2 separate regions of the Homo sapiens genome follow, and region 1 is linked to region 2. Evidence: read pairs that join two places in POLR2A ChIA-PET (ENCODE). Cell type or tissue: Panc1. All regions are shown on one strand. Links, peaks and the distances in the headings refer to the core of each region. The heading gives the core; the rest is flanking DNA. Region 1 overlaps LOC101927421 (a long non-coding RNA gene). Region 2 overlaps ZNF608 (zinc finger protein 608).

Region 1 (5,387 bases), core at 137-5,136, 360 kb before region 2:
CTTGGGGTATAAAGTCAGGTTTCTACTTGAGATTTTTTTTTTTTTTTACAATATAATGGGTTTATATTTAATATAGTACTTCTCATTAGGAGGATGTTACTCAGTTAATATAGTTTTTTTCTTAACATTAAATCTCTTTTCCATGTCAATGTCTATAGTTTTTTTTAACATTAAATTTTTTTCTGCATTTCAGTATCAGATACACCGAATACATTTTTCTAAACATTTTTCCCCAGAGATAAAAGCTTCCCTTTTTGGCTGACTCTCTGATATCTAAATACAATATTAACCTGGGAGACAACAAAACAAAAACCTTATAAAAAGATGCAGAAAAGACTCTTCAATGATCCAGGAGACAGTGATTATAACTGAACATTGGTGATTTCCTAAGATTCTGGGCAAGAACTTCCTTCTTGCTATTTTGCATGCTTGGAGAATTCTAAAACTATGAAATATTACTTACGTAAATTTCAGCCATCTTACTTCTTTGACCTCCTTTCTAACTAGCAAATACAAATTATAGGCTGTATTTTTCAGTGCATTATTTATTGTAAAGAAAACATTTTTTTCAATTTATTTATGTATGTTTGTTACCATTTCATGGAAACAATGAAAAATGTAAAATTCCCTTATTTACTGATTCTTGGAAACTTTCAGATACCAAAGCTCAGGTTTAGCCTCTATAGCACAAAGGTTTTCAGGGTGAGGTTTGATTCAGTAGGCCTTTCAAGGTCACATCTGTCCATTTTCTTTTTCGTGCATGTACCCCCAAGCAGGCACAAATGCCTGTAATGCTGAGAACCACACCTAACAAGAGGACAATTGCATCACTGGCTTCTACCACTTTGACAACAGGCAGCACCAAAAGCAGTGATATGAGGACTAAGGACAACTGTGTTGAAACTGAGGTAATGATGTTGGAATCTTGAGGGCTGAAGGTTCCAAAGAAATGGTATATATAGAATTCTATCTGACTTGAAATTCCCCTTCCTGGAGCTCCAGGTGCTGAGATTAAGAGGTTCCACATGACACTACCTTCCAGGAAGCCGCCATTACAGGAATCTCTTCTGTCTTAATATAGGCATTTATTCCTATAAAGTTCTCCCTTAGGACAGCTTTTGCTATACCCCACAAGTTTTGATGTGTTGTGTTTACATTGTAATTTGTTTCAAAATGTTTTGTAAGTTCTATTTTGATTTCCTCTATGACCCACTGGTTATTCAGGAATATGTTATTTAACTTCCATGTATTTGTGAATTTTCAAACATTCCTTGTGTTATTGATTTCTAGTTTCATACTGTTGTTTTCAGAAAAAAAAATACTTGGTATGATTTCAATTTTCTTGAATTTGTCAAGATTTTTTGTGGTCTAACAGATAATCAATTTATATTAATTTTTGTTACAATGTTTATAACATATGACATAACAATATTTGTAACATATTTATAACAGGATCAATTTGTAACAACTGACAAATTAACCCTTTTATCATTATATAATGACCTTCTTTGTCTCTTAAGGAAGTTTTTGACTTAAAATCATTTTGTCTGATGTTAAGTACAACCACCCCACTCTCTTTTACATGGACTCTTCTTCCATCTCTTTACTTTCAGCCTGGGTTTGTCCTTAAAGCTAAAATGAGTCTCTTGTAGGTAGCATATTATTGGATTTCTTTTAATACACTCACCCAGTCTATGTCTTTTGATTAGAGAATTTAATCCACTTAAATTTAAATTATTGATAGGAAAGTAATTACTGTGGTTTTTGCTGATCATTTTCTGACTGCCTGTAGTCTCTTTCATTCTTCTCGTGTTGTCTTTCTTCACAGTTTGATGATTTTTGTCATTGGATGCTTTGATTCCTTTCTCTTTACCTCTTGTGGTTTTAACACAGGCTTTTTCTTCGTTGCTACCATGAGGCTTACATAAAATGTCTTATAACAGTCTATTTTAGGCTGAAAACAACTTAACTTCACCTGCATACAAAAACTCTACATTTTCACTTCTCTTCCCACATTTTATGTTATTGATGTCACAATTTTCATCTTTTATGGATCATATATTAACAAATCATTGCAGCTATAGTTATTTTTAATAGTTTAGACATTTAACTTCTATAGAGTTAGAAGTGTCTTAAAATTTACCATTACTGTATTAAAATACTGTGAATTTGAATATATTCTTATTCTTACAGTGAGTTTTGTAGTTTTATTGTCTTCACTCTGTTAGTGTTCCTTTATTTCAACTTGGAGAACTTCCTTTAGCATTTCCTATAAGACAAGTCTAGTGATGATGAGCTTCCATAGCTTTTGTTTGTCTTTGCAAGTCCTTATCACTCTTTTATTTCTGAATCACAGTCTTGTCAGATATTCTTGGTTGTCAGGGGTTTGTTCTAGCACTTTGTATATATTATCTGTCTTTCAGCATGAAAGGTTTCTGCTGAGAAATCTACTGACAGTCTTATGAGGAATCTCTTGTAGGTGATGAGTTTCTTTTCTCTTGCTTTTACAATTCTCTCTTTGAGTTTTGAGAATTTGAGTACAATGTGTCTTGGCAAAGATCTCTTTAATCTATTTGGGGTTCTTTGGACTTCGTGTATCTGGGTGTTCATTTCCCTCTCCAGACTTGGAAAACTTTCTATCATTATTTCTTTAAATAAGCTTTTGGCCCCTTTCTCTTTGTGTGTTTTTTTCTAAGACTTCTATAATGTATATATTGGTTTATATGATAGTGTCCTATAAGTTTGAGACTTTTTTCACATTTTTCATTCTTTTTTTGTTGTTGTTCCTCTAACTTGAACGAACTCAAATGCCCTGTCTTTGAGCTCATTAATTCTTTCTTCTGCTTGATAAAGTCTTCTGTTGTAGCTGTCTGTGGATTTATTTTTTTTTTTAGTTCAGTCATTGTGCATTTTAGCTTTAGAATTTCCTTTTTGGTTCCTTTATATGGTTTCTATTTCTGTGGTGAACATCTCCTTTGATTTGTGTATTATTTCCCTGATTTCATTTCGTTGTCTGTGTTCTCCTGTAGCTCACTGAGCTTCTTTAAAATGATTAAGTTTAATCAAACTAATAGGTGCCTACAGAAAAAAAGCAAATTGTACCAAAAAAAACTTCTTATTGGCATTTCTTTATTGTTTTTCAGACCTCTAACATTATTCCGTAACTCTAAACAATAGAGGCATACCGCTTATGGTACCAAGCTCCTAAGATGACCCCCTATGATTCCCACTTCCTGTTATTCACACCCTTGTGAAGTCTACTTCTGGAATGAAGAGAGCTGACCTATGTGATCAATAGGATATTAAAGAAGTGACAGTGTATGACTTCTGGGGCTAGGTAATAACAGGTTTCTTAGATTACTCACTTGGGAGAAAGCAGCTGAGGTCTCCTGTTATCAAGTTGGATGGTGAGCAATCTTGGTAGTAAATTTTATAATCCTAGTCAAGCCTTTAGATGACTGCAATTCCTTGAGAAACTGAGCCAGAACTCCCCAACCAAGCCACAGCAAATTCCTTGTTTATTGTTGTTTTAAAATACAAAGCTCACTTTGCGAGGCTGAGGTGGACAGATCACGTAAGGTCAAGAGTTCGAGACCAGGCTGACCAACGTGGAGAAACCCCCTCTCCACTAAAAATACAAAATTAGCCAGGCATGGTGGCTCATGCCTGTAATCGCAGCTACTGGGAGGCTGAGGCAGGAGAATTGCTTGAACCCGGGAGGTGGAGGTTGCGGTGAGCCGAGATTGCACCATTGCACTCCAGTCTGGGCAACAAGAGCAAAACCCCATCTCAAAAATAAAAATAAATAAAATACAATACAATAAAATACAAAGCTTTGGAGTGATTTGTTATGTAGTTGTAAATAAATATTTATATGTCTTATTAATCCTGAACATTCTATATATACTCTGCTATGAAAAATGAGAATTCACTCACTTTCACATCCCCCATTTGCAGTCTGCTTCTTCTCATTTTCCCAATTTGTGATCATTCTTTCATTTGAGAGAAAGAGATTCTATCTACCTATTATAGTTAAGAGTTCATATACCAAAAACTCGATATCTCTTTCCATTAACTTTTAATTGCATGTCTTAATCTCAATATGTAATATAAAAGTTATGGTTACTCCATCCTATTCTCCACATTCTTACCTCATGACAACCTGCTTTCTTCTGTCAGCTACAGGTGTTTTCCCCTGCCCTTTTCTTTAAGACAATATTATCTGATTACACTTAAGCTGTTTCATAATTGTACATAATTCATTGGTGCTTTATTTATAGGCTGATTCTGATATTTGAAGCATAAAAAACATTGTGCCAATGTCAGAAAACTATTTTCTTAGGAAAAGCCACATTGTATGGTAAGACTATATTTCCATATCTATCGATCCAATGTGATGAATCCTAGGGGAACTGAAGGGAACATATGTTTTCTTAGAGTCCATCAACTTCTCAAAATTATGCCATATCCCAGTTTTCTTCATACTTGGCCAAATCTTTCCTTACAGATTTTTTCCCTTTATCAGTATTTGCATGTTTTCCTCATTTTGCCAATAAGATCTTCCAGCTTTTCGTAGCAATTGAGTTAATCCATTCCACTCTTCCTGATGTCATTCTTGGAGTACTTTGCATTTTCTGCTAGTTTTGACTTGTTTTCCATACTACTTAGCTAGCATTCCTGTATTCCAGTCTTTATATCTTTGGGTTAATTCCATCATTTATTTCTTGACTTCCTATTGTTTTTTGCTTCACGTTACATTTCTGTAAGCCATGTTGTCAAATATTTTCTTCAGATTGGCTATGTAAAAGGGAAACATTATGTGACCTTCTCTAAAATGTCTTCATTTATACCTTTATACTGGACTAAAATGGTTTATATATATAATTCTAGCTTCAAAAAATATTTCCCTCAGCATTTTGAAGATATTGTGTTATATACCCATTGTTACCAAAGAGAAATCTTATATCAATCTGTTTGTTATCCAACTTTACATAACTTTTTTTTCCTGAGAGCTATCAGAGTCTTGTCATTACCTTTGCTTTATTGATATTTTGTAAGTCAATGTCTAGATTGTTTGGCCACACTTGAATCTATCTAAAATAAAAACTTGTATTTTCTCAACAATAATAAATTGTCTCTCATCATTATATGACAATTCTCTCTTGCCCTTTTTCATACTATCTAATAATCAACTATTGGACCTTCTGAATTTATTTTCTAGGTCTCAACTTTTCTTTCATATTTTGTTTAATTTTGCTGTTTATTCTTTTCCCTCAAATTTATGTTCTATTATCTCTAAGTGTACAGTTTTTTAATTTTCTCAAACTTTAATGTGCTATGTTGTGTCACTAGATTTAATGAGGTATAAAGATAACAAGCTAATTACT
Region 2 (5,387 bases), core at 109-5,108:
TTTCTCTTAGTTACATATTGGTGGAAGGCAGAAGTATTAAAAATGGCATATATGTAATGAGATTTTACAAAATTTCTGATTTTGAGGGTAGAGAAAAAGCCAGTGGATTTCCTATTGTGCATGTTAATTTAAAAATAATTTAATAATGACTCCATTTGTTTCATTCCAGCATTAAAAAGGGACATGGAGAAGGCTTGCCTGTCTTTATTCACCAAATAGCGGTTTTGCAGACCCTTACAAGTTCCCATATGCTAGTGAAAAACATTTTCCAAGAAATTGGCAGCATTGCACTTTGTAGCTGATGCCAGCTTCTTCCTTGGGCCAATTCAACAGAGAAGAGAGGAAAAAAAAATGCCTTGTTTTAGTGGCTGAATTACTCTGACAAGCTTTCACATCGCCCCTCCTCTTATTAATATTCTTTTTGATGTGAGCTTGTAAAACAGAGGATTGGCTGTTAATCTCCAAGATCTCAAGGGCTTTTGGCAGTGGCCCATAATTGATGTGTTCACATGGCTGTTGTCTGACTACTAATGATTAGACAGCAGTGTTATCTACCAGCTAAATCAGTGTTGCTTATAAATCACACTTGATAAACTGCAGTTTCATTTCTTCAAAGAGTTCGTACAATTCTGCATACTTTGATGGAAGTGCCAGAGGCATTTCATGATTCTTTGACAGCTTAGATTAGGTTTATTTTTCATTTCTGTTTGACAAAATATTAGACTTTTTAACGCATGTGAAAGAGAATTTTTTTGTTCCCCTAACAAGGCATTTAAAGAGTGCTAAGCAGAGAAAGATGACCTGCTTTCAGTGGGAAGATGTACAAGTTGGGATGGCAGGTCCCAGTTTTGCTTTTGCTACCTACTCCAAGGTAAATGGAATGGGGCCATGGCATCTGGTGCCATGCCACTTTGAAAGAAGAAGAGAAGAGGCCACCAGCAAGGAAGTTTGCAGAATGTGGGCCTGTGCTCAGATTGTGACAGGGTGGAGTAGTGAGAGAGCACCAATTGCTCAGCCATGTTATGTGTTGAGCCCCTGCGTCAAGGTGTGATTCTGCTTTATAGACAGGCAAGAGAAAGCAAAAAGGATTTATAAGAGGAAAAGGTGCCAGCCATAGGATTCATTTTCCTCCTTCGCTGCCCCTATAGGGACACTTGCCTGGCCACAGACACACCCAGAGTCCCCCATCTGTCCAGAACTCTGTGTACTGCAGAGATGAAACCAGGTTGCATGTCGCATGCACATGGTGGGCTTTGAGAACTTCTGCTAAGTTTTGGGTCTTTATTGGCTACAAACTCCTGTGGTCTTGAGTTAACTTTCCTCATTTATAAAACTAAAACAACAACAAAAAAGGACTAAATGATATCTAAGCTCATTTTATTGCTCTTTATTTTGCATGTCCTTGGACTGTATTGTTTCAGAGCCTCAAAAAAGCCTTTTTGCTAACATTAGTTAATCTTTGCTTAATTTTTGAGATCAAATATTAGATTGCAAAGAAATGGTTAAATCAGAATGGTTTGTGATTTTTAAAAAATGAATTTATTTATTTATTTATTTAAGGTGGAGTCTCGCTCTGTCGCCCAGGCTGGAGTGCAGTGGCGCAATCTTGGCTCACTGCAATTTCCGCCTCTTGGGTTCAAGCAATTCTCCTGCCTCAGCCTCCCCAGTAGCTGGGATTACAGGTGCTTGCCACCATGCCTGGCTAATTTTTTTTTTTAATTTTTAGTAGAGACAGGGTTTCTCTATGTTGGCCAGGTGGGTCTCGAACTCCCGACCTCAGGTGATTCGCCCACCTAGGCCTCCCAAAATGCTGGGGTTACAGGCATGAGCCATTGCTCCTGGCCAGCAAAAATGAATTTTAAAAATCACATTTCTTTTAAGAGAAGTTTATATAATTTTAAAATGTGTCAGAGGGTAAATATTTAATCAAAATTTACTTTATTTTGAGATGGAGTTTTGCTGTTGTCGCCCAGACTGGAGTGCAATGGTGTCATCTTGGCTCACTGCAACCTCCGTCTCCCAGGTTCAAGTGATTCTCCTGCCTCAGCCTCCTGAGTAGCTGGGATTATAGGCATGCACCACCATGGCCCGGCTAATTTTGTATTTTTGTAGAGACGGGGTTTCTCCAGGTTGGTCAAGCTGGTCTCCAACTCCCGACCTCAGGTGATTCGCCTGCCTCGGCCTCCCAAACTGCTGGAATTACAGGCGTGAGCCACCATGCCCGGCCAAAATGTACAACTTTTACTCAGAATAAAATTATGTTCTGTGACCAAGATTGGGAGTGGGGCTAATAATAACTTATTAAAGTTTAAAGAGTTATTAGAGCTCTAGAATGCAAGAATGCAGGAGAATGCACTTAACACTAAAGCTACCTGAAAAAATTTCACCTATCCTACCCTACCCCACTCCACCAAAACAAAAGTCATGTAAGATTTAACTGAGTACTTCCTTTTATATCCAGTACTTTTAGACCTTAAATCTAGGTGGCAAGTTTATTTCCCAACTTCCTAAGAGTGGCTTTGACATGAGCACTACTTTTTCCTAGTATATTTTAGGGCTGTAATTAAAATAAGCACTATAGTCAGGGAATAAATGTTTATTGATAAGTATTAACATTGATGAACAAAGGTGCTTAACTAAGCTGCTTATTTAAATGACTTGTGGTTGAAGGAAATCCCCTCTTTTTTTTTTTATTAAATGAAACAATTTAAATTTAAGTTGTTTTGGTTATGGTTATTAGATTTTAATGTGCTATGGAAAAATACCCATGATTAACTTAGAGAAGATAGCCATTCAGTGATTTAAATAGATGCTTCATTTAGTTTTGATACGTAAAGCAACTATATTAGAGTTTCTTTCTTTTCTTTTTTTTTTTTTTTTTTTTTGAGACGGATTCTCGCTCTGTCGCCCAGGCTGGAGTGCAGTGGCGCGATCTCGGCTCACTGCCAGCTCCGCCTCCCGGGTTCAGGCCATTCTCCTGCCTCAGCCTCCCCAGTAGCTGGGACTACAGGTGCCCGCCACCACGCCCGGCTAATTTTTTGTATTTTTAGTAGAGACAGGGTTTCACCGTGTTAGCCAGGATGGTCTCCATCTCCTGACCTCGTGATCCGCCCGCCTCGGCCTCCCAAGGTGCTGGGATTACAGGCGTGAGCCACCGCGCCCGGCCTATATTAGAGTAATGCAGCTATAAAATATGAGAAAAATGCATTAAAAGTTATGGAGTATGGTTTTCATTACGTAAGATATGTATGCATAAGTAAGGGCTGGTTGGTAATATTAAAAATAAAAATAATGATAACATTTGAAAAGATTTTTTACACCACTTAAAAATAATATTTTCTGTTTAAAAGCAGTATACGTACATGTATCTATGAGCTTTATGAAGTGTGTATATTACCATTATGGCAAAAAATAAGCATGCATTTTTTAATTTTAGAAGATAATAGTTTTTCTTGACTGATTTAAATCATGATTCAAATCAACTTGATTTAAATGTAGTCTAGATAATGCTAAAACTATATTGCAGGTGTTTGTCAACTAGCTAGAAATTATTTTAATGGTTAAGGGAGTGCATAATAGAAATAATTATTTTGCTGCAGATATGGCAAGCTCTGTCACCCGTGGGGTGCTTGTACTTGGATATTAGACACATTTGTAAAAATAAATAATAAATATTCTGGAAACGTGATGCCAAGAGAGCGTGATCCTGTTTACCACCCCTGCTATCCTTCATTTCTTTGTGGCATCATTTTTTTTTGTGTGTTAAAGAGTAAATGAGCTGACTTGGTAACTGTGCAAGAATAAATGGTTAATAACATTTATTTTTATTTACATTTGGGCATTCTTTTGAGACCATTTTCATAGAGGTTGTTTCATTTAATTCTTGAAGTACCCCTATAAAATAGCTGAGGAAGCATTTTCATAGAGTCCATTTCATTTGATTCTTGAAGTACCCCTATGAAATAGCTGAAGCAAGCATTCTTAATTCTTATGGATGTTAACACTAGAAGCAGAAGATCCTGATCTCATTCTTAGGCTGGGATTTCTCCTAGGATGTCAGCTTTTAGAAGAAGAAAAATCACTGTTACCTCCAAATAAAATCTTACTATGTAGTTGGTTCTAAAGAACCTTAAATATTCAATTATAAATTCATCCCCAGGTATTTTGAAGTGTTTCATTTAATTTGAAAACTGTCATCTGGTTTTCAGAGACTACAGCAGTATGTTTTTAATGTGTTGGTTTAGCCATGTGACAAATTAAGCAAGCCCTATGAACATGTGTTACTGAGATTGGTATTGGCAAGGACAATAATAACTAACATTTGTTGAGCACTTATATGATAGAGATACTACGACGGGCTTTATGTAGGATCTCTTGTTTGATATGTCTATTACATTAAATACAATTAGGTAATACTATAATCTCCACTTTATAGGTGAGGAAATTGAGGCTTAGAAAGGTTAAGTAAATTTTCAAGATTATACTAGTAAGTAAATGATCTGAGATTGAAGCACAGAGACCACACTCCTATTTATTACACTATATTACCCAGTTCAAAAGCATTAGTGAGACATGTGATGTGTGACATTGACCTGTCATCCTCTGTGAGAAGTAGCTTCTGGGACTGATGGTCTTAGTTGTGCATCCATGACTAGACTTCTGGATGAAAGAACTCCAAGTTTCTAGGAGGGCTTGTTTCATTTCTAGTCCTCAACAGAATGTGTTTGAGAACTTGATTTTTTCATGTAATTCATTCACTTATGGGGCAATTAAGATAAAATATCCTGGTTTTCAAACTGAAAATGTTACCAAAAACACATTGCAATTACATAGGATGGTTGTTTCTTCTTTTGGGAATAGAGACGTATCATAGATTGACAATGTTGTTTTTTTTAAAAAAGTTTACTTCTTTGTCAGCTCCGTGAAGGGAGGGATCTTGTCTGTCTTGGTTGTCATTAGCACCCAGCACAATGGCTGGTATAATAAAAAGATGTTCAATAAATATTTAATGTTTTATGTTATGACTGCTTAAGTTAGAACTGGAATGTGGCTCCTCATATCTCTTTTGGTTTATGACTCCTAGGTTTTTTTAAGAGAGTTAGGTAGTAGTAGGTACATTTATTATTATTTTTCATTCAGAGATGGATCTATATGTTTACTTTTAAAATCTCCTACACTTCTGTCCACTCCCTACTTCCTTTTTCACTTCCTTCCTGCCCTGTTCCAACATACTGTTAACTTCCCCTCCCCCTCTCCACCAACAGATATTAACGTCCAAGAGTGAACCTAAATGAGCTCTTGAATTCAGTAGAGCAAGGATTGGCAAATTTTTTCTGTAAATGGCTGATAGTAAATACTTTAGGCTTTGCAGGCCAAGAGGCAACATC

The links. ChIA-PET counts read pairs that join two places held together with the same protein. Peaks named below come from ENCODE experiments on the same cell type or tissue, not always from the same donor. Only the 100,000 strongest peaks of a DNase experiment are listed, where the experiment ranks them.
Region 1: POLR2A ChIA-PET joins it to region 2 with 11 read pairs; 3 of 35 experiments call an interaction of 5 or more read pairs at or near these places.

Annotation. Positions count from the first base shown.
Region 1 is chr5:125,070,346-125,075,732 of GRCh38, reverse strand. The region is part of intron 2 of LOC101927421 (a long non-coding RNA gene); the gene reads right to left. Among named protein-coding and RNA genes, the nearest start is that of ZNF608, 330 kb to the right of the region's middle. In Panc1, for the core only: no CTCF peak of the experiment used is centred there; no DNase peak of the experiment used is centred there.
Region 2 is chr5:124,713,641-124,719,027 of GRCh38, reverse strand. All of the region lies in intron 2 of ZNF608 (zinc finger protein 608), which reads left to right. Among named protein-coding and RNA genes, the nearest start is that of ZNF608, 30 kb to the left of the region's middle. In Panc1, for the core only: no CTCF peak of the experiment used is centred there; no DNase peak of the experiment used is centred there; H3K27ac peaks cover 3,096 bases.